Regions from separate parts of the Homo sapiens genome. Here all the other regions are linked to region 4. The links are chromatin contacts, found by Hi-C or POLR2A ChIA-PET in ENCODE. All regions are on one chromosome and are shown on one strand. The core of a region is the stretch at or near the end of the contact, and the rest is flanking DNA. Distances in the headings are between cores, read along the strand shown. Region 1 holds the start of MARS1 (methionyl-tRNA synthetase 1). Region 2 holds the start of ITGA5 (integrin subunit alpha 5). Region 3 holds the start of NAB2 (NGFI-A binding protein 2). Region 4 holds the start of PYM1 (PYM1 exon junction complex associated factor).

The links. Hi-C counts contacts between places; a loop is a spot of excess contacts on that map. ChIA-PET counts read pairs that join two places held with the same protein, here RNA polymerase II (POLR2A). Pooled maps may share reads with other maps.
Region 1: a loop to region 4 is called in a pooled map, with 5 times the contacts of the local background. The contact joins the promoter of MARS1 here to the promoter of PYM1 in region 4. A Hi-C loop is called at or near these places in 1 of 37 single-sample maps with no recorded cell type and 8 of 50 pooled maps. POLR2A ChIA-PET finds 5 or more read pairs at or near these places in 1 of 52 experiments (RWPE1).
Region 2: a pooled map shows a loop between it and region 4 (5-fold over the local background). The contact joins the promoter of ITGA5 here to the promoter of PYM1 in region 4. A Hi-C loop is called at or near these places in 4 of 50 pooled maps.
Region 3: a loop to region 4 is called in a pooled map, with 9 times the contacts of the local background. The contact joins the promoter of NAB2 here to the promoter of PYM1 in region 4. A Hi-C loop is called at or near these places in 1 of 168 maps with a recorded cell type or tissue (naive thymus-derived CD4-positive, alpha-beta T cell), 5 of 37 single-sample maps with no recorded cell type and 12 of 50 pooled maps. POLR2A ChIA-PET finds 5 or more read pairs at or near these places in 1 of 52 experiments (activated CD4-positive, alpha-beta T cell).

What each region holds. Positions count from the first base shown.
Region 1 is chr12:57,485,958-57,492,488 of GRCh38, reverse strand. MARS1 (methionyl-tRNA synthetase 1) reads right to left here and starts at 4,421. Exons shown (of 21, transcript NM_004990.4): 1 at 4,290-4,421; 2 at 3,380-3,470; 3 at 3,144-3,222; 4 at 2,931-3,065; 5 at 2,518-2,593; 6 at 2,110-2,282; 7 at 1,845-1,951. The coding sequence starts at 4,398. It also overlaps a transcript of ARHGAP9 not described here. RefSeq lists enhancers at 3,550-4,496, 4,294-4,683, 4,497-5,444.
Region 2 is chr12:54,415,671-54,422,109 of GRCh38, reverse strand. ITGA5 (integrin subunit alpha 5) reads left to right here and starts at 2,844. Exons shown (of 30, transcript NM_002205.5): 1 at 2,844-3,129. The coding sequence starts at 2,912. The region is part of intron 2 of GPR84-AS1 (GPR84, ZNF385A, ITGA5 and GTSF1 antisense RNA 1); the gene reads right to left.
Region 3 is chr12:57,085,727-57,092,422 of GRCh38, reverse strand. NAB2 (NGFI-A binding protein 2) reads right to left here and starts at 3,309. Exons shown (of 7, transcript NM_005967.4): 1 at 3,069-3,309; 2 at 425-1,298. The coding sequence starts at 3,151. It also overlaps a transcript of NEMP1 not described here. RefSeq lists silencers at 425-705, 3,098-3,717, 4,718-4,777, 4,958-5,107 and an enhancer at 3,988-4,037.
Region 4 is chr12:55,922,968-55,929,624 of GRCh38, reverse strand. It overlaps PYM1 (PYM1 exon junction complex associated factor), which reads left to right and starts at 1,731. Exons shown (of 3, transcript NM_032345.3): 1 at 1,731-1,900. The coding sequence starts at 1,864. LOC124902941 (a long non-coding RNA gene) reads left to right here and starts at 5,854. Exons shown (of 2, transcript XR_007063325.1): 1 at 5,854-6,184. It also overlaps a transcript of DGKA not described here. RefSeq lists enhancers at 1,460-2,040, 2,120-2,289, 2,330-2,549, 2,041-2,621 and a silencer at 2,640-2,789.

The sequences.
Region 1 (6,531 bases), core at 3,172-5,671, 1.6 Mb before region 4:
TATGTTGGCCAGGCTGGTCTCGAACTGCTGATCTCAGGTGATCTGCCGCCTTGGCCTCCCAAAGTGCTAGGATTACAGGCATGAGCCACCGCACCTGGCCGTTTTAAGTCTTCACTCAATGTTTTAGAGAGGCCTCTAAATTAGTCACCTCTGATATTTCCTCGCATAGCAACCTCTTCTTTTCCTTCATTGGACTTTTTTTTTTTTTTTTTGAGACAGTCTTGCTCTGTCTCCCAGGCTGGAGTGCAGTGGCATGATCTTGGCGCACTGCAACCTCCGCCTCCCAGGTTCAAGCGATTCTCCTGCCTCACCTTCCCGAGTAGCTGGGACTACAAGTGCCCGCCACAATGCCCGGCTAATTTTTGTATTTTTAGTAGAGGCAGGGTTTCACCATGTTGGCCAGGCTGGTCTTGAACTCCTGACTCAAATGATCCACCCACCTCAGCCTCCCAAAGTGCTAGGATTACAGGCATGAGCCACCGCGCCCGGCCTGGACTTTTCAAAATGTGTAATTCTACATTTGTGTGACAGTTTTTAAAATACCTGTCTATCCTACCAGACAGAAAGTCCCATGACAGCGGAGATCCTGTCTGTCTTGTTCCCCTCTGTATACCCAGCTCCTAGCATGCAGGGACTGGAAAGGAGTAAACACTCAAATGTTTATTGAATGGCAAACATACTCAGAACTGTAAATAATTTCATTTTGACGGAAAAAACTGCGTATGTATAAATATTATCTTAGTGTAGCAGGAGAGTGACAAAATATGTTACTGAGCCTGCAGTCAGGGGCCTTGTGAATTACACAAAGGAACCATCGATAGAATTCTAAAAAGGAGTGATAATAGTCTGTGCAGTTTTAAGCAGTCACTCTGGAGGCAGTGTGGAGTACAGAGTGTCAGGGAAAGAGGATAACAGATGACAAGGTCTGTTAGTATCTGTGTAGTGACAGTGACAACAGAGAGGAGAAGGGGTGGATTCAAAGACTACTTAACAGTTAGAGTCAACGACTTGGTAAGGGAATGAATAATACAGCTAGGGAGAAACGAAGAAGTCTAGATAACACCAAGATTTCTGGCTTGGATTTTTAGGTGGAAGGTGGAGGCTGTTCAACAAAGGCAGGTGAATAAATAAAAGGGCATTTAGCAGGAAAGGTAACAGGTTTGGTTTTGGATATGTTGAATTTGAGATGCCTGTAGAGGTGAAGGAGTCTAGGATAGTATGGCAAATGTGTCTGGAGTTCAGAATACAGATCTGGACTGGAAAAATAGAGTTAGCTCCTATCGGTGGGTAAAAAGTAGCTGAAAAACATGGGTGCAGGGCCGGCACAGTGGCTCATGTCTGTAATCCCAGCACTTTGGGAGGCCAAGGCTGGTGGATCACCTGAGGTCAGGAGTTCGAGACCAGCCTGTCTGGGCAACATGGTGAAACCTTGTCTCTTCAAAAAATTAGCCAGGCGTGGTGGTGCACACCTATAATCCCAGCTACTTGGGAGGCTAAGGCAGGAGACTCGCTTGAACCCGGGAGGCGGAGGTTGCAGTAAGCTGAGATCGCGCCAATGCACTCCAGCCTGGGCAACAAGAGCGAAACTCCGCCTCAAAAAAAAAAAAAAAAAAGGATAGACAAGAAAAACATGGGTGCAGATGGGACAGATGGAGTGTCCAAAATGATAGGCTAAGAGAAAATGTAAAAAAAAAAAAAAAAAAAAAAAGAGATGTAAGAATTAAAAGGAGAGGATGAAAAATTAAAGAGAGATCAGCAAACGGGACCTAGCAGGCAGGTTCTGGCTCTATCAACAATTTCCACTACAAAATCAAGCCCCACTCACATGTGCCATGTCTACTCACACTGGATTCTGCTGGGGCCGCAGCGGGGGCAAACTTTCTAGGCCCTTCTCCCAAGCAGTAACAGCCATAGCAATCTCCTCCTCAGATAGGGTAGCCAGCTCCTCCTCCTATAAAGAGTGGAGAGAATCCCTTACCAGGTGAGGAGGGCCCACAGGGTAAAGAAACTTTCTCCTTGCCACTACCTGAAAAAGTTAGTGGCCATGCTCAAAGTCCATCTCCTAGCCACCTCCCACCTCAGGCCCCAAGGCTCTGCCCTATTCCAAACCTCAGGCTCATTGGTGACAGCCCTTCCCTCAGCGGGGCTGGGCTGGGGCTGCTTTTGGAGGTAAGGCCGGAGAGCCAGGACACCTTGCTGTTTCAGTACAGTCTCTGCAGCTCGCTGACATGGTTCCTGGGTACTCAGTGTCTGGAACCAGCTGTGCAGGGCACTCAGCTCCTCTGTGGGTATGGAAGAAAAGAAAATCAGCAAACATAAGGACCTGGTAGGCAGGAGCGGGCATCTTTCCCCTTCTTTGTGAGGTTTCTCCAGTTGCTTTCCCCAGTTCCCTCAACCATCTTCTGCTATAGTTGCCCAGTCAAGCTGTACCTTGAAGGGAGTTCTCAGTATTCTACTGCCCATTCTGTAACCCCTACACCAAGCTCCTAGGGTTGGAGTGATATGCACAGTTCTCACCAGGGAGGTAGGCGGGATCTTGCAGTAATGGGTATAGGGCTCCCCACAAAACAATGTCGGCTAGAGATTCTGTCTCCTTTGTTGGGGATAGAAAAGGAAAATGTACACAAATGAGACACTCAGTTTCTTCCCAATGGTAATATCTAACATTTACTGAGCACTTTATATGTCAAGCACTGTATTAAGCACTTTATATGATCTCACTTAATCCTCACAATAACTCACTGAGATAGGTACTAATATTATCCCATTTCACAACTGAAAAAAATTGAGGATTAGAGAGATTAAGTGATTTGCCAAGATTACACTACTAGTAAGTGGCAGTGTTGGGTTCGAACACTCTGAATACAGTCTTCCCTCTTAATCCTTACACCATAAGCCTTCCCCAGTCCTCATCTCAAGACCCAACTCACCCCAGCCAGGAAAGGACAGTTCTGACGACTCAAGCTGTGGTCAATGTGAGTCAGGGCTCTCCGCACTGAACCAAGAACATCTTCCCCCTTCTTGCCTTGGACCACTAAATAGTACAGGGCAGCAGACAAAGCTGGCTAAAATGCAGGGGACATGAGTCAGGATGGCCACGCAGAACAAGGGCCTGCCTGACATCCCCCATACCTTAGTCCTACCTGCAGCTCTGTCGCTTCCCATTCCAGCCACTGGTTAGTGAGGTCATCTTGCTCCCAGCCAGATAACAAAAAAAAATATCTGCCCAGAGAGAGAGCAACAGATGATGGACTTAGAGGGGCCCATTTAGCCCATTTCTCATCACACAGGGAAACAATGGCTGCAAATAAAGCCACACAAATGACAGTGAGGCCTGATTTGATTCAGCCACCTCCCTACACCAAGGACCAATACTGACCGGCAGATTGCACTAGTGGAGAAGAGGTAGTTGCCGCTATCCAGCTGCAAGACAGGGACCTTAGGCCGGGTCAGGAACGGGACCACACAATCTGATGCAAGAATGGAAAATGGGTTAAAAAAAAAAAAGGAAAAGAAAAGAAATACTTTGTCAACTTAGGATAACCTTGCATTGTTCAGTGAGTAAAAAAAGAAAGATGGGCAGTCTCAACCCAGAAGTTCCAGGATAGGACCACTGAAAGGGGGTGGTCCGGAATGGGCTGGAGAGGCCAGCAGGTGTTCAGCTGAAACTGCCAGCTGGAAGCAACAGATGGGGACTGCAGAGGAGGTGGTGGTATTGGGATAGTGCTGCAGCCAAGAACTTAACGACTGAAAGTAACTGGGATATCTTCATAATTATCTGAAGGTCACAGTGGGAGAACAAAATTAAAAGAACTGAGAAGACTTACAAGAGAACCTCCTAAGAGTCACCCAAACAATCGGCTGAGAATGAGAAGAGGTAAACAGAAAGGAACGTGTGTGTGTGTTAGGAGGGGAGAGAGGGATTTCCTAAGAACACAAAAGGGTGCCTGGGGGCTGTCATGCTAGTAACTAAAGAGCAGAGGGGGATGCCTGATAGGTGTAGGAGAAGGTTGGGAAGGGAAGAGCAGTTTACTGGGGTGAGGCGGGGACCGGGAAGACGGAAGAGGGGAGGAGAGAGATAAGGGAAGGGTATTATATTGAGGGTAATTAAAGGAAGTGAAAGATGTGACTGGGAGGGAAGAAGGCGTGGAGTGATCAAGGATAATAGGAGAAGTGGTCGATTGGGGTGTGTGGCGAGGGCTAGGGGTTTGGCAAAGACAGCTGCAGAGAATCTGGCGTGTTTCGGTCCCGCCCCCCCATCCACCGCCCACCAGCACCAGCACGAGTACCTTCCGGGCCTACAGTGCTGATGAGCACCTCTGCTCTGCCCCGGGCTCTCCCGGCGGCGGCCAGCACCGGCAAGCAACCCGGGACGCCATCACTCACGAACAGTCTCATTTCGCCGTGAATCCCTCGCTGATGCAACCGGAACCGGCCTCCCGCTTCTGAGTTCAGCGGCCTCCGCGAGGCACGCCGGGAAATGGAGTTCCGTATTAGGCCACTGCCCTGGCACCGCTACCGGAAAGTAGACTATTTCTCCCATCATGCAACGCTAAGACACAGGAAAAGACTATCATCGAGATGAAGAGGCCGCAGATGCGGGCTAGACTGCACTTTTTTTTTTTTTTTTTTTTTTTTGTGAGAGGGCGTCTCCCTCTGTCACCTGGGCTGAAGTGCAGTGGCACGGTCTTGGCTCGCTGCAACCTCTGCCTCCAGGGTTCAAGTGATTCTCCGGCCTCAGCCTCCCATGCAGCTGGGACTACAGGCACGTGCCACCACGCTCGGCTAATTTTTGTATTTTTAGTAGAGGCGGGCTTTGACCATTTTGGCTAGGCTGGTCTCGAAGTCCTCACCTCAGATGATCCGCCCGCCTCGGCCTGCCAAAGTGCTAGGATTACAGGCGTGAGCCACTGCGCCCGGCCTAGAGCAGCACTTTTTTTCTGGAGATCCAGAAGAGACGTTTAGGTTTTAGGGCAAGTCGCACTTTTATCCTCTTACGCTGCTGGAGGGCGGTGACTGAAGCCGCGGCTGCTTCTCTTGTTGTGGAGAATGAAATGGCCATGTCATAACAGCAGCTACTCGCAGTGGCTCTCGATGCAAGCTCTTAACGGTCAGAGTTTTAGAGTTCGGAGTTACCATGTGCGGAATTAGTGACAAAGTGGAAGTTAGTGTACATATCCATCCTATCAACAACAACAACAAAAATGTACATAGGCCGGGCGCGGTGGCTTATGCATGTAATCCAGCACTTTGGGGAGTCGAGGCGGGCGGATCACCTGAGGTCAGCAGTTCGAGACCAGCCTGGCCAACATGCTGAAACCCCGTCTCTACTAAAAATACAAAATTAGCTGGGCATGGTGGCAGGCGCCTGTAATCCCAGCTACCCGGGAGACTGAGGCAAAAAAAATCGCCTGAACCCGGGAAGCGGAGGTTGCAGTGAGCCGAGACCGCGCCATTGCACTCCAGCCTGGGCAACAAGAGGAAACTCCGTCTCGAAAAAAAAGAATGTAGACAAGTAAAATATTAATACCAGTCTGAGTTCATATACAGCTCGACGTCTCATCAAAGGGGTAGAAGAGCATCTCTTTTTTTTTTTTTTCTTTGAGACGGAGTCTTGCTCTGCCCCCCAGTCTGGACTGCAGTGGCGCGATCTCGGCTCACTGCAACCTCCGTCCCCCGGGGTTCACGCCATTCTCCTGCCTCAGCCTCCCGAGTAGCTGGAACTACAGGTGCCCGCCACCACGCTCGGCTAATTTTTTGTATTTTTAGTAGAGACGGGGTTTCACCGTGTTAGCCAGGATGGTCTCGATCCCCCGACCTCGTGATCCGCCCGCCTCAGCCTCCCAAAGTGCTGGGATTACAGGCGTGCAGCCGCGCCCGGCCAAACATCTCTAGGGAAAAGATGAAATTGAGAAGTAAGGCCGGGCGCGGTGGCTCACGCCTGTAACCCCAGCACGTTGGGAGGCCGAGGCGAGCAGATGACTTGAGGTCAGGAGTTTGGGACCAGCCTGGCCAACGTGGTGAAACCCCTTCTTTAGTGAAAATACAAAAATTAGCTGGGTGTGGTGGTGCACGCCTGTCATCCCAGCTACTCAGGAGGCTGAGCCAGGAGAATCACTTGAACCCAGGAGGCAGAGGTTGCAGTGAGCCGAGATCGTGCCTCTACACTCCAGCCTGCACAATAGAGCAAGACTTCGTCTCAAAAAAAAAAAAATTGAGATTCAAGATGGCTAAGAGTTTGGCAATAAGTATATATTATGCAAGGAAGCACATACCTGTTATTGAGAAAGGGACGCTTCTTATTCATCTTTATATTATTTTAAGAATAATTAATATCTAATAGTACTTATGAGCTAGGCACTGTTTTAAGCACTTTATATTTGATCTCAGAAAATTCTATGGAGGTTCTGGGCCTTTTGAAGCTAGGCCATAAGAAGTTTTGCAGCTTCAGTTGCAGGCTATCTAGCACACTGGTAGCTTTGAGCTGCCATGTAAGAAATCCTACCACTTTGAGCTGCCATGCTAGAGAGG
Region 2 (6,439 bases), core at 1,595-4,094, 1.5 Mb after region 4:
AAACTCCAGCCTTCAGGGCAAGCAGGCTGGCGACAACAGGAGCCTGCTGAGTGTCCTGGCCTTGCCCTTCACCCTTCTTCCTCTCCATCAAGCAGACCATGATTAATAATGGTCAGTCATCACAGCAAATCATTCCTACTGAGCAATGAAGGGACAGAGGGTACCAAAGAGGTCAGGTTTAAGAGAAAAAGCAGAGGCACTTGGAGACACACAAACTTGGCCAGAGAAAGGCTGAGAGATATACAAGATAGAAAGAAAAAGCTGAGAGGAGATAGATCATTTAGAGGGGCAGTGGGCTTAGAGGAGAAGGCACTGGGTCTGGAGTCTAAACACTTAGGTTCTAGGCTCACCGCTAACTGGCTAGCCATATGACCCTGGACAAATCACTTCATCTCTCTACACCCATTTCCTCTTCTGAAGGAGAAGATTGGACTGATGGCTTCTATCCCCTCCTCACTGGCCTTTCTAGGTCAGCTTCCAGGCCTGGAGGTCTGTGCTGAAGTAGCTCTAATTAGGAGGGGACCCCAAGTTAAGGACGAACCCAGAGCAGAGGAAGAGAGGATCAGGCAAAGGCAGGCATGGTGAGAGGAAAGGCAGGAGGTGTTGGGGCCACTGGGAGAGGACTTATAAGGGCAGAAAGAGCCAAGAGAGGAGGGATATTGGGGAGAGTAGAAAGGCCAGCCAAAGAATGACTAAGGGGCTCCCGGTGTAAACAGGAGCAGGGAATGGACAGGGAGGGGGCCTGTTTGAGTTGGCCAAGGCTAGGGGTGGAGTGGGGAGGAGGACTGGGGCAGGACGCTATGTCCCCTGTCCCCCACCAAGGCTCCTGGGAGGAGCTGAGTCACACACCTCCTTCCCTGCACCCCTCCCCACCCCCACCCCTAATCTCCCAAATCCTGGGAAAATCTAAAGAGTTTGCCTAGACTGAGAAAGGAGAGTGTTTGGTTCACACACGTGTTTTGCTGGGCTAAAAAGCAATCAGGCCTCAGCCCTTCTCCTCCCAAAGGGGGTTCCCAGCCCATGGCTTGAGTAGCTCTCACCTAAAGGTTGCCTTTTTGGCAATGCTGGGCTTAAAGATCCTGACCCAGAGATTCCCTGGGTTCCTCACCTAAGAAAGGGTCAGGACTTGCAGATGTGAGAATGGGATACGGGCCAGCATTGCCCCACAGTCTGGCCAGCCAGCCTCTCCCTTGGGCTGCAGCTGGCTCTGGAGGGGGGCTTTTAAAAAAGCAGATGGGTGATTTGGGACAGGAAGTGGAGTAGCAGAGTGAGGGGGAGAGTCATGGCAGGAAAAAAACATTGACTCTGGGCACTCTTATTCTGAGCCTTTCAGCCCGAAGTGGGGCAGGGGACTGGAGAACAGAAGGGACAGGGTTGACAGGATATTATTGACAGGGTATTATTCTGGAAAGTGAGGAGTCCTGGAGGAAAGAGACTGAAAGGACTTGTAGTCCCCTCCCCCAGACTAAGATAAAGGCTAGAATCCTGAAAAGTGATCTCATCACACAGAGCCTGAGCTTGGGGAAGAGGTGGGCAGGGGGTCACTGCCTTCCCTTTCTAGAGTCCCTTCCTCTACTTCCACAGGGGAATCTGGGAAGAATGGGGTCCTGGCTTTCCGCTCCCATTGTTTTTTTGGTTTTTGGTTTTTGGATTTTTTTTTTTTTTTTTTTTTTGGATACAGTCTTGCTCTGTCACCCAGGCTAGAGTGCAGTGGTGCAATCGCGGCTCATTGCAGTCTCTGCCTCCTGGGTTCAAGTAATTATCCTGCCTCAGCTTCCCGAGTAGCTGGGATTACAGGTGCGGACCACCACATCTGGATAATTTTTGTATTTTTAGTGGAGATGGGTTTTGCCATGTTGGCCAGGCTGGTCTTGAACTCCTGGCCTCAGGTGATCTGCTCACCTCGGCATCCCAAAGTGCTGGGATTACAGGTGTGAGCCACCGTGCCTGGCCAGAGCTCCCAGCGTTTACAGCCATTAGGAGCTGAAGGTTGGGTCCCTTTGCAAGACTTTCCACCACCACCACCACCTCTCACAATTCTCCAGGTTTGTAGGAACCCGGCCAGTTTAATCAAGCAGGTACTGAGGGGCCAGCCACTCGCAGGCTTTTGGTCAACTGTCAGATCCAAGGAAGGGGCTCAGCAGAGGTTTACATACCCTAGGACCAAGAAGGGGGCAAACTGGAGCAGAATCCTCCTGATGAATGACCCCAAACTCCTGGGTTTTCAATACTAGCAAGCTTGGAGGAGGAAGCAGCGGAACTTGAGGAGCCCGTGTAGGTCCTCTAGCAAGCTGACTGCGAACGCTGTCTCTGTACCTCAACTGTTGTGTCCCAAATCCAGCTGGCCAGAACCCAGGCACCCGGCGGCCCCGGAAGGCAAGGGGGAATCCCAGTTGGCCGGACGCCAGAGGAGTCTCCTGTCTCTTTAGACCCCAAAGTCTCCTCCCTAAAGCACTGAGGGAGACCCCACACACATATACAGGCTTCCTCCGCCCACCAGAGGTGATTCCTTTCCTCATTAGGAAATTCTCCGCTCCCTTTTCCGACTCGTTTTCCGAGCGTTTACGTTGTACATCTGGAAAGGAATGGGGAGGAAGGAGGGGGAAGCAGAGAGGAGGGGGAAGAACCCAAACCCGCCCAGTCTAACCCAGTCCAGACAACCGGCTTCCAGCTGGGGCTGGGGAAAGGGGGTTGGAGGGGTGCGCCCCCCCCCCACGCCCCTTAGGGGTGGGGGACGCGGGCTCAGAGTTCCAGGGACCCAGGAATGCCCCCCCGCCAGCCCCCTCGGCAGGCGGGGGGAGGGCTCAGCCGGGAGTTTGGCAAACTCCTCCCCGCGTTGAGTCATTCGCCTCTGGGAGGTTTAGGAAGCGGCTCCGGGTCGGTGGCCCCAGGACAGGGAAGAGCGGGCGCTATGGGGAGCCGGACGCCAGAGTCCCCTCTCCACGCCGTGCAGCTGCGCTGGGGCCCCCGGCGCCGACCCCCGCTGCTGCCGCTGCTGTTGCTGCTGCTGCCGCCGCCACCCAGGGTCGGGGGCTTCAACTTAGACGCGGAGGCCCCAGCAGTACTCTCGGGGCCCCCGGGCTCCTTCTTCGGATTCTCAGTGGAGTTTTACCGGCCGGGAACAGACGGGTGAGTGAGGAGGGCTGGAGACGGGATGGGGGTGGGGGAGCCGCCTGGAGACTGGGGGCGCGGCTGGGGTCTGGAGGGGACCAGGGCTTAAGTTTGAGGGTGGAGTTTGTAAGGAATAGAGCTGCAGTTGGGGGCCCTGGCTAGAGTTGGGGGCCCGCGCTGGAGTAGGGAGGGCACCGTGGCGGGTGAGGAGGGGCCCTGGCGTTTGAGATCAGTGGGGAGACATGTGTCCGGTGGGGAGAGGACACGGAGCTGGAGAAGTCTGGGCAGGGGTCTCCGGGCCAAGGGAGAGGAGAGCGCGTGAATGGAGAGCTGAGGGTCTCTGGCTGAAGTCTGTGGGCTGCTGGGACCTGGGGCGGGTGGGGGCGCAGAGGGGGCGCAGAGGCCGGGAAGGGCTTTTGGGGGCTCCAGGAGACCTCGGGATCCGTAGGGGCCATTGTGCGGCGAGAGAACGGGTAGAAGCCGAATGAGCTACGTGTAGTAGGAGGAAAGTCAAAGACTGAGGGGGTCGGAAGGTTAAATGGGGGCCAGCCTCATCCTCCCCTCCCCCCTCAACTCAGACCGGGGAAAGACCCGAGAGAGGACGGCGGCTCCCTCTCCTTTCTCCTCTGTCTCCTACTCCTCCCTCCGCCCCCAATCTCTGTTCAGGCGAGGGGATCCGAGAACTGGGGGCGAGTGCGGGGACCCTGGCACTGGGGCCCTGGGGCTGGGGGCGAACTCAGCCAAGGGCGGGTGCTGGGATGTGTCGGGAGGGGTGTGTGCGCGCGTGAAGGGGGGTGGGCGGTTTCCCTCTTCCTCTGGCTCTTGGGAGGAAGAGAAAAGCTGGTTTCCTGTAGCTGGTCGGCTGGAGCTGTGCTGAGACCGGGACTTCTGGGGCTGGGGTCGGAAGCTGGGGAGACGGGGGCTCCGTGGGGCCAAGAACGTCAGAATGAAGGACTCAGGACCCTGGAAATCTCAAAGGAGGATCCTTATTCCCAACTCAGCACAGTGATAAGCAGACCCGGACCCCGAGTGCCTAGAAAATGGGGTACTGACAGGCTTGGGAAACAGGAGTTAGAGTGGAAGCAACATTAGAACCAAGGGTGTCTGTTTAAATGTGGGATGGCGGGGAGATTGGGAAGCAAGAGAGGTAGGTGGTTGCTCCTGGGCTAGGCCATAGATGCCAGATTCCTGGTCCTCCACAATGACTGGTGTAATCCTTTTTCTTCTACATCTCTGAGCTGGGAGCTTCCTACTGCTCACCCCCACCCCAACCCCAGGATCTCAGGGTTTGAGGGGAATTCTGTCAGAAGCGACCTGTTTTTACACATGAGACAGTTAACTGATCTCTACTCAGTCCCTATAGTTTTTGGAGAAAAGGGGTTAATCTAGCTAATACAACTGGGGAGAAAGGCAAATTCTCCTTTGTCTGGAGGACTTGGGGATGGGAGAAAAGAAAAATGATTAGGCCCCGACTGTTGTTCTGGGCTATTCAAGGTCCCCACCCAACCCCCACCCCACCCCCCTGGCCTTTTGCCCAAACCCCATTGCATCATCACCCTGGCCTGGAGCCTCTGCCAGGCCTGGTCTCCCCCAGGTTCCCTCAAACTTCTTATCACAGCCCTAATGGAGTAGAAAAGAGGGAAGGAGGAAGGGGATGAGGTCTCCTCCCGCAGATCAGAGTATCTAGTTGTCTGGCATTTAACCTTCTCTTTACTCCCCCCTCCCCTAAATTTCCCTTTAAAACACTCCTCTAAAACATCTGGACTTCACACATTCCTGGTCCCCTAGGTGTCTGTCTGGCCCCTGGCCTGATCCTGTAGTCCCTAAAGTCCTCTTCTAAAACAGGACCTAGCTCTCTCATCCCTTCCCCCTCCCCTTCTGCTCATCTCCCCTCCCAAGAGAACCCAGGTGTCCAGCTTGCACTCCTTCCCTCTCATTTCCTATTTACAATACCCTCTTACAGTGGAACATTCTACCTCCCCAGTGACCTCCTCCCACCACAGCTAGGCCTTCACCCCCTTTCCCACAACACAAGACAAACACAGCCCCTCACCTACAGCCATTGCCAAAGAGGGAGAGCCTCAGTGTTCTTGTTCTTCCTGCATCACCTCTTGTGGTGAACACCAAAATAGTATTAAAGGACAGGGCGAGCACCAAAGCAGTTAGATGGTAGGAAAGGGCAAAGCTTTCAGTCAGACAGAGGTAGGTGTGAGTCCCCACTACTTACTAGTTTTTTGCGTGGTACCCTAGTACCTAGGGAGAGGTATTTAAGCTCTTGGAGCCTGGTCTTCCCGTGAAAATCAGACACCTGACTAACGGAGTTCTGAGGACTAAATGAGAAAACATATACAAAAGGAACCTGGTCCACAGAGAGTGATCAATACATGGGCGGCATGGTTTTTATGGGGTAGCTGTTTCTGTTTCTGGTTCTCTCCTTCCTGGCTACCGCCTAGTTCCCTCATTTCTTACTTGCTTTGAGTATTTGCTTATACTAGTGATAGTAACAATAGTCTGTCATATTCCTTTAGCACTTTCATATCGATTTTTCCATTGGATTGTAACAAAAATCCTTGTGTTAAAGCAAAGGAAGCATTATTGCCCCATTTTTAGATATACAAAAACTGAGGCTGGCCAGGTGCAGTGGCTCACGCCTGTAATGCCAGCACTTTGGGAGGCGGAGGTGGGTGGATCACCTGAGGTCAGGAGTTCGAGACCAGCCTGGCCAACATGGTGAAACCCCATCTCTACTAAAAATAAAAAAATTAGCCGAGCGTGCTGGCACGCACCTGTAATCCCAGCTACTCGGGAAACTGAGGCAGGAGAATCCCTTGAACCTGGGAGGCAGAGATTGCAGTGAGCTGAGATCACATCTGTACTGAGCGACCCCAGACTGGGCGACAGAGTGAGACTCCATCTCAAAAAAACAACAACAAACAAACAAAAAATAAAAACAACTGAGGCTTCAGGAGTCATAGAAATTTTGAACCAGAAGTTAGTTTAGGAAACATTCAAGGGAAATCCATCATTTTATGCCAGAGAATCCAAAGCTTGAAGAGAGGCAGTGACTTGGCCCAGGACACTTGAAAGCTTGAGAGGCAGGCCAGTCTCAGCTCAGCTCCTTGTTCCCTTCTGCAACTGCCACAAGTGGAGACAGCTGTTCTTCCCCAGCCAATCATACATATCCCTTGTGAATGCACTAGGGGACCCCAAACCAGGTGTCCTCCTCTGGCCTGGCCCATGCTGCTGTAGGACCTGTAGGAGCTGGGCGCTGGTCCACTTGCTGCTCTCCACCCCTGACCTTGTCAGGCCAACAGAGTCAAACAGTAAC
Region 3 (6,696 bases), core at 2,060-4,559, 1.2 Mb before region 4:
GTCAGAATTCGAACTTCCCCGCTGCCTCACCAGACCTCCTCACACCCCTTCACCATTGGACAAATGAGGCCCATCCATCAGACGCTTGCTTTGGTTTTGACACTACATGGGAGCTTTCTGAGGTGGGAAGACAGAGGTCAGCACCCACAGCTTCCTAGGAATGCCCGGGGCCTCCTCCTCTCCTGTGGGGTCCTGAGTGACAAGGAGCTGAACAGCTCGGTGCTGCCTGTATCTCTGCTTCCCCCTCAGCTGAGGATGGAAGCACTGCGGCCGCTGGGGTAGGGGCCTGTTGGGGAGGGGATCAGGGCCTGGGGTCCTGGTCAAGAGATAATGAAAGATAGTCGGAGACTGTAGAAACTCGCAGAGGTAAGCGGCTGGAGACCTGGAAGTCAAGGGCAATCCTAGGAGGCCTGGGGGTTCTCACCTCGTGCAGGCTGAGCTGCTTGCCCTCCCGCCGCTTAGAGTCGAAACGGCCATAGATGATGCTGTATTTGCGGATCTCCTCTTCCTTCTGGCTGTCATTATCATCCATCTCAAAGATGTGCCCAACGCTCCGTGCCAGCTTCTTATTCAGCTTTAGCAGGGATGTGACCTCCCCAGCATCCCCCCTTGGGAAGCTCCGGAAGATCCTCTCCACACTTTCCACCACCATGCGTACCATCTCTGGCTCCAGTCGGTCTGGACCACCCCCAGTCCCACCTGCTGCCAGCCCCCCAGCCCCAGTCCCCTCAGGGACTCCTCCCCCTGCAGGGGGGGAGAAGGGGGGCGAGCCAGCCTCCTCTTCTCCTCCTGCCCCAACGTCCGACTCTGGAGTGCTCCGGCCTGGCCAGATCCGGGGGTCCCCTGCCCCAGGTCCCCCAGGCAGTGGTGATAGCTTCTCTCCAAGTTCAAGGGGGCTCTTGGGGCTAAAACTGCGGGCACTGCCTGCCTTTTCCCCTGGGCTGCCATGCCCATTGCTCATGCTCCCTTTCCGGGTACCCGCAGTCTCAGAGATCTTGAAGAGCGGGATGCTGGAGACGGGAACAGCAGGCACTGGTTGACTGAAGAGCCCTGGATTGGTGGCCCACTCTCTCAGTGCCTTCTGCAGGCGCCGGACATGGAGGGGCTTGGTGGCCATGCCCACAAGTGCCATGATCTCCAGAAACTCCTCCTCACCCGCCTCACACAGCTGCTGCACGTCGTCCCCTCCCTGCTGGATGAAGGTCTCATAGTAGGAAAGGAGGTTGGCGCGCTGCAGGACCCGGTACAGCTGCAGCTCCCCCAGCGTCCGAGGCAGTGCCATGGCTCGGGCACTGGGCCTGAGAAGGAGGGGCACAAGAGAGAGGCAGTCGGTGCAAGTCCCCCTACTGGGTACCAACCCACACTAACAATTGTTCCCTCTTTCCTGCCTGCTTTTCTTCCCCTCCCTCATTTGGATGCTATCCTGCCCAGTGCCCAGGTCTGAGTACAGACTCTCAGAATCAGGCACTGCTCAGAGGCATGGACAAGCCAGTGCCGTCCTAGACTGGCCCGAAGCCCCAAAAGTCAGTGGCCTGTGTCTGTAGGAGTCGAAGCGTCTTACAACCTTATCTTCAGCTTTTATCTTTTTGGTCTGGGGCAAGAAGAACTTGAGCGCTGAGGCTGACCAGCACCGACCTGGGATGGCTGGACCTCCCTCTCCCCCAAAACACAATCCTCACCTTCCCCTCTAAACACTCAGCAGTCTCAACACTGAAGTGAAGTCACCCATACTAAAGTGAATGTAGGAGCCCAGTCTCCCCCACAGTGGACGCTGCTGGCCAGCTTCATTCCCTGTGAAGGGGCCACAGCCCCAGGTGGCTAAAAGGGAGGGTGTGGCACCTTCCCTGGCTTTCCCACTCAGTGAGCCAGGTGGTGCCTTACTCTTCTCCGCTCAGCTTTTCCCAGGGGTTAAGCATTTATTTATTTATTTATTTATTTATTTATTTGAGACGGAGTCTCGCTCTGTCACCCAGGCTGGAGTGCAGTGGCGCTGTCACTGCAACCTCCGCCTCCCGGGTTCAAGCGATTCTCCTGCCTCAGCCTCCTGAGTAGCTGAGATTACAGGCGCCCGCCACCATGCCCGGCTAATTTTTGTATTTTTAGTAGAAACGGGGTTTCACCATGTTGGTCAGGCTGGGCTCGAATTCCTGACCTCGTGATCCACCCGCCTCAGCCTCCCAAAGTGCTGGGATTACAGGCCTGAGCCACCGGGCCCGCCCGGCCTGGTTAAGCATTCTTAACGCACGCTTCCTCTCTCCCCTCAGAACCTCTCCACCCTTCCAGGCTGCCCAGTGCTCCTCAGTGGCCCCTCTCCTAGCAGTGACACTCCCCACTTCCTCGGTCAGCCTTTTCCTTCAGCTCAGGGGCCGTGGCAGGGGGAGGGGCGCAATTGTTCTGCTCCGGGGCCGTTCCGCCCACACACACTCCCACAGTGGTAGCGTCTGTAGGCGAAAACCGCCCAGGGGCTCCCGCCTACTCTCCTCTCCCATATTTTCCACCCGCATCTTCAAGTGGAGTGGGGGAGCGGCTCAAGGCCTCTTGATGAAGGGGCTGCACACTGAAACTCCCCTCCCCGCTCTGTGAATAAAGGGACAGATATGGGAAGGAACGCCTAAGGCCTCCCTGCCTCCCTCGTCACCCCCCCTTTCCCCCGCTGATGCTCCTTTAACTCAAAGGCACCGGGGGCCCGCGCGCTCCGTGCCAACGAGGGACTGAGGCAACTGAGCGTCCCCCCACCTTCCGCACTGATGCCAGCTCGAGCTCCAGGGCATCCCCTGGTGCTTGGAGGCTCCCACATTCTTTGCAGGGGGCTCTTAGGCCAGATGGAGCCCACAGAGTAAACCAGGAATGGAGATTTGGGTACTACTCTTTCATATCCAGCTTCATCAGATGCTTGCCTGCTCCCAGGGCCCCCTAATTCGAAGACGCACCCCCTTTTCCATCAGTCTCCACCCCCCACCCCCGTCCTGCTTCCCCACGTCCTCCCCTCGACCTCCGCCCTCTGGACCCCATTCCCAAGTCCAGCTCCACCCATCTCCACTCCCCGCTGCCTCCCTTTGCCCACTAACTTGAGTCTGGGCTGCAGGGTCCGGCGGGCGCTGTCCCCTCCGCCCGGCGGCTGCTCGGCTGTGGGGGAAGGCGCTCTGTGCATGGACGGCCGGAGATCACCCGGGCTGCCCTTCTCGGTGCCCGGCGCTCGGCGCCTGCTGCGTGCTGCCCTCTTCCCCGCGCACGATGCCGTGTCCACCGCTGTCCAGGCTCTGTCCCTCCCTCCACGTCTTCTCTCTCCGAGCCTCCGCGCCTCTGTCTGTGCCTCTGCCCCCCCACCCTCCCCGGCTGCGCTTGCCGCCTCTCCGCGCCTCCGCCCCCGCAGGACGCACAGGGAGCGAGGCCCGGAGCTGCGCTGGCTGCCGGGCTGGCGGGCGGAGGGCGTGGGCAGAGCCGGGGGCGGGGGTGGGGGCGGGGGCCGGGGAGGCGGGCGCTGGGGCCTCTCGGCCGCGGAGACGCCGCGGCTTAGAGACTGGGAGAGGCGGAGACGGGGGGGGAGGGGGTGTGGAGCAGGAGGCGGGGGCGGGGATTCAGAGCCGGGGCGCCGAATTGGGGACCGAGGTGACCGAGGCCCGGCTGTGCAGGGCGGGCTTGGGGACCCAGCGGGCGGGGCGAGGTCGTTCTGTGCCGCCCACGCCGGATGCACAGCCGGCCCTCTTGGCGCCCACGTACCCACGTGAGCGCCCCGCCGGCGACATTCCTTCTCTCCCCCACCCCTCCGAGCTGAGAGAGGAGTTTCACAACCACGCACAAGTACACAAAGACACAGAAGCGCACGGACGTGCACACGCGCCTAAACAACTACGGGGACGCCCGTTGCCCATACTCAGGCCTTGTGGTGCTGGACGTGTGAATGTTAGCAGTGAGCCGGGAAAAGTTAGCGAAGGCTGGGCTGTGCGGCTTCTCCTGTGCGTGCATCTGACTCCCGTATAGTGTGCACTTAAGGCGGGCCTGAGAGCGTGGGGCTCTGCAGGGATCTCCTAGATATCCCCGCGCCCCTCCTCAGCCCCAATGGAATAATCTGAGGGGGTCGCTCTCAGAAACCCAGGCCTCCATGCTAGCCTGGAAAGTTTGGGAAACAGGAATGGGAGGGTTATGCTGCACGCCACCACTTAGGTGCGCGTGTTGATTAGACGCGTCGGCTTTTGTCAGCGCGTAGGTCAGGCAGGGATTCCTCCACTTGTCCTCTGTTTGCTGAGGATGAGGCCCTGCCTGGGAATTTTGTGTGACAAAGACGATACCCTTCCTGGGGCCGTCTATTAGGGACCTCGCCCGAGAGTCTAGTGGAAGATGAGTAAGAGGTCGGGAGCCTACGACGTGACTTCCTGCGGCGGAGCTGGAAGGAGGAGCGCCTTGAAGGAGCTTAGCCCCCGCCTCTGCAACCCACCACCGTCTCCCCCTTTGGTTTCTCCTAGCCCCATCTGGTTCGCATTGCACTCCCGCCCACGGCTGGGAGGGCTGTTGGGGGAGGCGGGGGCTCTAAGGGCCCGGCCCATAGACTCTAAGCCCCAGGGAAAGGAGGGGGGGTGGGGGCCGGGGAAAGCGAGCGGACTGGCCACAGGTGAGGTTTCCCCTAGTCCGGAATCTCAGCCCCGCCCCGCCTCTCTGTCCGCACTTCTGAGGGGCTGGGGTGGGGCATGGCGGGGCGTGGAGGCCGTGGACCGGGGCTGGTTTTACAATGTGGCCTAGCGAGGAGACCTTTCCGCCTTGTGGGGTCCGGGGAGAAGGAGCGCGTTGTTGGTGGGAGGATTTCAGTTGCTCAGGTCCTCTTCTCCAACCTATTAAGCGCCAAACACAGTGGGGGTGGTGGGAACGAGCAGAGTCCCGTCTCCCAGTCCCCCGCCCCGCAACTGGAGGGTGCGGCTAGACGGGCTCCCCTGGGGACGCTCCCGACCCCGTACGGGGTGTGGGCGACCCCTCCCCCCCCACCTCAGGTTATTTTGGATCCCGGGCTGCCAGCCGCTGGCCCCGGGTTTCCACGTGCCCCCTCCCTCCCCCAGCCCACGCTCCCCGTGACGCACATCCTCCGCCCACGCAGCCTCTGCTCGAGGCGCCCCCCTCCCTCCCACCCCGGCCCCCTTGGGGCGGCGCTGAGCCTTAGGATCTGGAGGGAGACGCCCGCCCAAGGAGGAGGCGGAGTAGGGCGTGAGCAAGTGAGCGGCAACCTACTGGGCGCGGGGCGCCCGGGTCCCGGTCCTGATCCGGGAAAGAGGGGGAGGGAGGAGCCGATTTTGAGCTCTCCGCTCCCGGGTCCTGGGAGAGGGGGTGCTCGGCCAGAGAGGGACGAGGGAAGAGAAATTCCGCAGAAGGGGCCTGCCCACTCCCCTAGGGGAGCCAGCGGGGGTCCGGGTGCGAACCCGTGTGTGAGAGTGAAACTACCGGGTGTTTGTGTCTTTGTGCCCTTGTTTCTCAAGATTGTCGTGAGATTCGGATGAGAGAATGTACGGGAAAACTCTCTAAATTGTAGAATGCTAAGCATATTTAAGACGCTACTGCCAGTTTGTGTCTCTGTACCCGAGATTATGTATTTATATGTTTCTTTATATCCACTTGTATATCTGTGTTCCTCTCTCTCTCTAGGTTTGTGTATGAGCCCCTATTTAAAAAATCATTGACTTGTCAGGGCCCGCCAGAGGCCCAGAGCGCCCCCGCAGCCCGCAGCCAGAGCTGCCGAGATGTCTGTTCTTCCCGCCCACTCCTGCCACCCCCAACTCCCCTCCTACTCCCTTCCGTTGAGAACAAGGAATTTCCAGCCTGTAGCAAAGGGAAAGAGGCAAAGACAAAGACGGAGACCATGGGAAACTATAGAAAAACATAAAGAGACAGGTGTGTGTGTGGGGGGGGGGGAGTGGTGACAAAAAGGGAGTGGGGACAAATACAAAAATTTTCATTTGTTTCCTGCATGGGACCTGTTCTCCCCTGTGTCCCCTTGGCTCACTCAAAGAAGGACCACTTCTGTGCCTGACTCACCTGCTCTCCCCATCCCCAGTGCTCTCAAAGACAGACCAGAGGAACTGATCTCGTGATAAAAAGGATTAATATTCTTTTATCTGTGCTGGTCTCCTCCGTGAAGGGAAACAGTATCCTCAGTCCTAGTTTTCCAAGAAAAGGGGAAACGATTGCGAGGAAAGGGAGGAAAGTGGGCGGAAGAGGAGTGCAGAGACTGTCGTCCCTACGCGCACGTGTAGATTTTCATCTAGCAGATTGCTCTGCTCACTCCTCCCCCAACGTCTCCACTGGGCCAGATCCGACTCACTCAGCAAGGTTTGGCTCACCCTCTCCTTCCTGGACCCCTTCCACTCCTCCAGGCAGAATTAATTCCTCCCACCCCTCGGTGGCCTCCTCATTGCTCTTTGTACACATTTCCAATTATAGTTGCTTGTTTCAGCCGAAATCCAGGACCTCTCCAGGATAGGCCTGTTATCTGGTGGACCCTCTGAAATGAATAAATTGATCCTATTCACAGGCCTGTGCAACTTTGAAAGGGCACATGACACAGATTTTACTCCCAAAGGGGCTGAGCCTGGGCAAAACTGTTTAAGTGAAGACATTTGTTTTCCATATCTCTTTCCCTTGTAAAGTTTCCAGTGAGTCCCACAAATCTGGCTCCTTGGCCTTCTAAAATGTCCACCATTCTGGTAAATTAAT
Region 4 (6,657 bases), core at 482-2,981:
GAAAAAACAACAGCCTGTTCTCCCCGGCCTTTTTTGCCCTGTTCCTCCTCAGGGTGGGGGGCCACATCCGGGGCCCCGGGTTGGGTCCCAGGCAGGTCTACTAAGCAGACAATTGAGTTTCACTTCCTGTCAACCCTAGTGCTGAGGCAGGATGTCTGGGGGTGGGAAGGGGGCCTAGGGTTGGTAGTGAACAGGGGCGACTTTAGGTTTCCCTCCTGCACAAAGGTCTATTGAGCAGCCTCTGAAAGCTGCAGAGACCACTCCTGAGGTAGTTCAGTCAAGACCAACGTATCCCATTAGTTCTTAGAGGCTTCATCCCACACTCTCACGTCTAATCATAACAAGGTTAAGGACAAGATGTTAGACCCTGCAGGGCTGAAGTACAATCGGTGAAAAGAGAGCAAGGGTTTAAGACCACAGTGTCACAACACTTGCAATAACAGTGTATCGTATGCAAATACTTTTTATTTATTTATTTTGAGACTGAGTCTTGCTCTATAATACAAGCTGGAGTGCAGTGGCACGATCTTGGCTCACTGCAACCTCCACCTCCCAGGTTCATTCCTCAGCCTCCCGAGTAGCTGGGATTACAGGCACTCGCCACCACACCCGGCTAATTTTTGTATTTTTAGTAGAGATGGGATTTCACCATGTTGGCCATGGCTGGTCTCGAACTCCTGACCTCAAGTGATCTGCCCACCTGGGCCTCCCAAAGTGCTGGGATTACAGGCATGAGACACCGCACCCGGCCTGGAAATACTTTTTAAATGAGCCCCACCCCCAGACATTCTGAATTGGCCTCTAGTGGAAGTCACAGACATGGAGGATGGGAAGGAAGGCAAGCTGCGGCCCCCAGAAAACTTCTGAGGCCTAATTTGTCTTATAAAGGTCCTAGTCAGCCATTGCTCAGTTTTTTAGTTTTTTTTTTTTTTTTTTTTTTTTTTTTTTGAGACGGGGTCCCACTCTGTCGTCCAAGCTGGAGTGCAGTGGAGCGATCTTGGCTCACTGCAACCTCCGCCTCCCAGATTCAAGAAATTCTCTGCCTCAGCCTCCCGAGTAGCTGAGATTACAGGCACCCGCCACCACGCCCGGCTAATTTTTTTGTATTTTTAGTAGAGACGGGGTTTCGCCATCTTGGCCAGGTTGGTCTTGAACTCCGGACCTCGTGATCCACCCGCCTTGGCCTCCCAAAGTGCTGGGATTACAGGCGTGAGCAACCGCGCCTGGGTTTTGTTTTGTTTTTTAAATGGGACATGCTGCCTAGTGTTGGAGGTAGTCACCAATACTTACCTCCTGCCTCCTCCCTGGTTCCAGGGGTACTGCTGGACATTAAACTAAGCCAAAGTGGGGATATAAGCAGGAAGGTAAAAGGGTTGATAAGGAAAAAGCTATATGAGGGTGGAGGAGGGCAGAGTTGACACCTGAGGAGAGGAACCTGCAGCCGGGCTCCTCTCAGGCTGTAGGGGAAACAAGTTTAACAGGACTTAGCCCTGAAGGAACAACAGTTGCTGAAATGGGCGGCGGAGGGAGACCATATGGGTTCGTCTGCAGAATAGGGAGGTACGGCGCAGGGCAGGACTACAAATGGAGTGACACTACGGGACCGGATTATTGGCGAGTTGCCCCGCTTTAGATCCTCAGCGGTTGGACGAGTTTAATTAGAATACTAAGTAGGTCCGCCCAGAAGCTTTCACCCTGCCCTCTGACCCTAGGGCCCAGCCCGAGGAGGCACTCAGGGTTAGGAGGTCTGGGCGAGAAGCAACTAGGGCCCTCATCACTTCGCCGCCGAATCCCCGGCGCCGCCCAGCGGGGCAGAGCCAGGCCAGGGCCGCCCGCCCAACCTGGTCCGCTGCCTCTTCGGCCATGGAAGCTGCCGGCAGCCCTGCGGCTACGGAGACAGGTGACCGACCCGCGGCGCCCTCCGCCTTGCACGCCCCTCCCGCGGGTCTCTGGTGGTTGAGTGGGTTGGCCGACAGCAATCGGCACACGAATTCGACCTCCCCACCTTCTTAGGGTTAGATAGGGTCTCCAACCGTCCCTAGAAACACTTGTGCGCCCCAGTGCGTTCCTGGAGTTTGTCTGCTCCACGTCACCAAGCCGCTCTGAGATCTGGGTGCAGGCCAGAGCCTGGATATTCTTCCTTTCTTCATTTATAAGGCCCCCTTTTTGGGTGCAGGTGGGCCTTGCGCCCTTTTCCCTCGCAGGTCCTGGACGTACGAGGAGTTCCTGGGGATGAGAGGGACTGTGCCTCGGAACTTCTCTTGGCTCCCTGAGGACTGTTTTACAGGCAGCAAGCGCTCAGTAATGGTATCGGTGGCAGTAAAAAGCCCACGGCTTTATTTTATTAACTATTTCAGCTTCTCCACTCTTCCTCCTCCTCCACCTCCGCCCATGAAATGGTGCACTCTCCCTTTAAGACTAAGATGGTGGCTTGCTACGATCGGGACTCCACTTCCGGTGGGGAGGGGGGCGGGACCCCAGCCCGCTCACGCCGGAAGTGGTTTGCGTTTTCAAGATGGCGACTCCCTATGTTACTGACGAGACCGGCGGTGAGTGCGGGAGGCGCGGAGCCGCTTCTCTCCGGGCTCTCGGGGCAGGGGTTCGGACTTGGAAAGGGGTCTGTGCCCCGCCCATCCCGGGGCCCCTCCTTTGCCCCGCCCCCCGGACCGCCTTCCCCATTCATTCTCTCCTACGGGGTGTCTCCTGCGCCCCCTTCTGGTCTCGTGTTTGGGGTCTCTGCTTCCGGTCACCCAAACCCTGGGGTCCTTCAGTGCTGGTCCCTGCTTCAGGACCCTCACGGGCCCTTAGCTTTTCTCCAGCAGTTGGACCACTCATATCTCTTTTAGGTTCTTCAGGCTTGGGGGCTTCTACACTCTCATTTCCCTCCAGTTCCTGCCCTCCTTCTTTTCCCCTCCCCCATCTCAGCTATACTTGGTTTCTGCCCTACCCCAGTCCCGTTTTCATTATTTTTCTCGAAGCTTTATTTGCTGAAGACCTCCTCGTTTCTACATAGTACCTTTTCCTCTCCCGTATCTTCATTTGTTGGGTCACTGAGGTTTAGAGGTGTGAAGGGAAGAGGACCCTAATACAACTTTCAGCTTGAGTTTTCTCCCTGATGGAGCCACCCTTCGCTACCTTCTCCCGTGATGGTGATAGAAATTGAGGGGTCTAAGGTGGGAAAAGGCAAACAGGAAAGTATCTAGTGGCTTTTCTCCGAAGCCCTTTGACAAGTGAATAAAACCCACTATTCCTTCTGGCTAGAGAAGAATTTGCAGCCTGGCTGGCCGAGATGCTGAAGTGTCTGCTGTGTATGTAAGGTGTATGTGTTGGAAACGGAGAATCACAGCTTTTATCATGGTTTTGTCCCTTCCTAATGGCCTCATCTTTAGGAAAATATGCATAGTAGTAATAGCTACTCAATGATGATCAAATAATATATGTAAAAGCAATTTATAAAATACTGTGCAAGTGCAAAGTGTTTCTGTTTTTGTAGCCCTCATATGTGTAGTCTGTAGTCTGTAGAAGCAACAGTGTGCCTGTGCCTTGGTACACACGGTGTTTTAAAATGTGCCATTTTGCTTCTTGCTCTGCTGCTTTCCATGTTCCTTACACCTCAGCCCACCTATTTTATGGTATCTGATGACAACCCAGGTTGCTGCTACTTCTCCCCAACCTCACAATTTAAAGTGGTACTACCTCTTTCCTTCTGTTCTCTACCCAGTAGCTCCTTCATGAATTACCAACTTTTAATGTGTGTTTTGAAAATACTACTTATCCAGTATACTTCTCTTTACTCTTAATCATTTTCTTTACCCTGACTCCGTGAAAATCCAGGTATCACATCTTACCTTACCTTGTCACTAAAAGCTGTTTTCTGTTTTCCGTGACTATGTGGAAGAGAAAAAGGAATAAACTGCTTTTTTGTTTTCCTTTACTATGTCCAGATCATTGATCTACCACTGTCACTCTAATCCTCATGGAAGGTATTGCCATGCAATTATAGCAGTTTCTGTAAAACTTTAGTGTCATCATTTACTGCCCACAGGGACCCAGACCTATTGCATCATATTTTTTTCTCTCCTTTTTTTCTTGCTATCATTTTCAGTGTCTCCAGCACCATTGGAATATTCTGATTTCATAGTTCCTCAGCATGAGACGGTCGACTTTCCTTTGTATTTTCAAACCAGTTGCACATCAGAATCACTACAACCTGGATCTCATCTAGGACACCGCTTTTTCTTCAGCTGCTCCCCATCACTTTAGCCTCCTTACCAGTCACCTATTTCACTATCTTAAACCCACAGGATCAGCTTTTTGTCCTCAAGTTCTCTGGTTCTTGACCTTCCCATTTCATTGAATCTGTCAGTACCTTATGGCCTTTGGTGCTGCCCAGCTAGACCTCTGTGACCAGCCACTTTGATAATATCCTCTTGCTTTCTTTATTCATTTTGATTTTCTATACTAAGCAGGCACTTCTGTTGTCTCTAATGATGGGTATGATTAGAGATGTTTTCTTGGCTTCCGCTTCTAGGCCACAGCATGTTGCTAGAGAAAAAGTACAGAGCTATCAGATTCAATATAACTTAACTTCTGCCAAGATCATGGCTTCTAATTATTTTTTTCTTTTTAAAAAAATTTTTTGCTGGGCATGGCGGCTCACGCCTATAATCCCAGCACTTTGGGAGGCCGAGGTGGGTGGATCAACTGAGGTCAGGGGTTCAAGACCAGCCTGACCAATATGGTGAAACCCCGTCTCTACTAAAACTACTAAAATTAGCTGAGTGTGGTGGCATGGTGGCGTGGGCCTGTCATCTCAGCTACTCGGGAGGTTGAGACAGGAGAATCGCTTGAACCCAGGAGGCAGAGGTTGCAGTGAGCTGAGTTCGCACCACTGCACTCCAGCCTGGGCGACAGAGCGAGACTCTGTCTCAAAAATAAATAATAAATAAATATTTAAATTTATTTTTTATGTTCTTCCATAGCTGTTTCCCCAACCTTTTCCAGATCTGTGTGACCATCCCTTTTAATTCTCCTTCTTTTGGCAGAAGACTTCATTTTTATTTCACTGAAAACTCAAGGCCTATCATTTTTGTTTCCTTTTTCTTCACAGCCAGATTTTGTTTGTTTCTTTCTTTTTTTAAAAATGAAGCGATGCAGACTTGCTATGTTGCCCAGGCTGGTTTTGAACTCCTGGCCTTAAGTGATCTTCCCACCTCAGTCTGCCAAAATGTTGGGATTACAGGTGTGAGCATGCACCTGGCCCCAGATTTCTCGAATATGAAGAAATCTCCTGATATTTCTGTTTCCTTGCTGCCTATTTGTTCTTAACTCTTTGCAGTCATTATTTCTAGCACTACCCTCTCTCGAGTTGCCTATGCCTTTTTCTAATTGTTTCGTGAATATCTTCACTCTTGGATATACTGTTATACCTCAAATCCAACCTGACCAAAACCAGTATCAGTTTTTCCATCACTATTTCTGTTAAAGGCACCATTATTCTAGCCAACCCAAGGTAAACTTTTGTATCGTTTCTTTTTTTTTTTTTCTTTGAGACAGAGTCTCACTCTGTCGCCCAGGCTGGAGTGCAGTAGCGCGATCTCGGCTCACTGCAACCTCCGCCTCCCTGGTTCAAGTGATTCTTCTGCCTCAGCCTCCTGAGTAGCTGGGATTACAGGCACATGTCACCACGCTTGGCTAATTTTTGTATTGTTAGTAGAGACAGGGTTTCATCATATTGGTCAGGTTGGCCTCGAACTCCTGACCTCGTGATCTGCCAGCCTTGGCCTCCCAAAGTGCTGGGATTACAGGCATGAGTCACCACGCCTAGCCATTTCTTTTTTTAATATTCTAAATATACTTGATTTTTTAGAACACTTTTAGATTTATAGAAAAATTGAGAAGATGCTACAGAGATTTCCCATATACCCTACACTCAGTTTCCCCATTACTGTCATCTTACGTTAATATAGTACTTTGCTTGCAATTAATGAAGCAATATTGATATATTACTATTAACTAGAATCCATACATCATTTCATTAGTTTTGTTTTTTTTTTTTTTCAGACAGGGTCTTGCTCTGTCACCCAGGCTGGAGTGCAGTGGTGCAATCACCATTTACTGTAGTCTTAACTTCTGGGCTCAAGTGATCCTCACATCTCAACCTACTGAGTAGCTGGGACTACAGGTACACACCACCACGCCTGGCTAATTTTTGTATTTTTTGTAGAAATGCGGTCTTGCTCTGTTGCCCAGTCTGATCTCAAATTCCTGGGCTCAAGCAATCCTCACGCCCTGGCCTCCCAAAGTGCTAGAATTACAGGTGTGAACCACCATGCCTGGCTGATTTCCTTAGTTTTTACTTAATTTATTTTTATATTTATTTATTTATTACTATTTTTTTGAGACGGAGTTCTGCTCTTGTTGCCCAGGCTGGAGTGCAATGGTGAGATCTCAGCTCACCGCAACCTCTGCCTCCCGGGTTCAAGTGATTCTCCTGCCTCAGCCTCCTGGGTAGCTGGGATTACAGGCATGTGCCACCATGCCCGGCTAATTTTGTATTTTTAGTAGAGATGGGTTTCTCCATGTTGGTCAGGTTGGTCTCAAACTCCTGACCTCGGGTGATCTGCCCACCTCGGCCTCCCAAAGTGCTGGGATTAC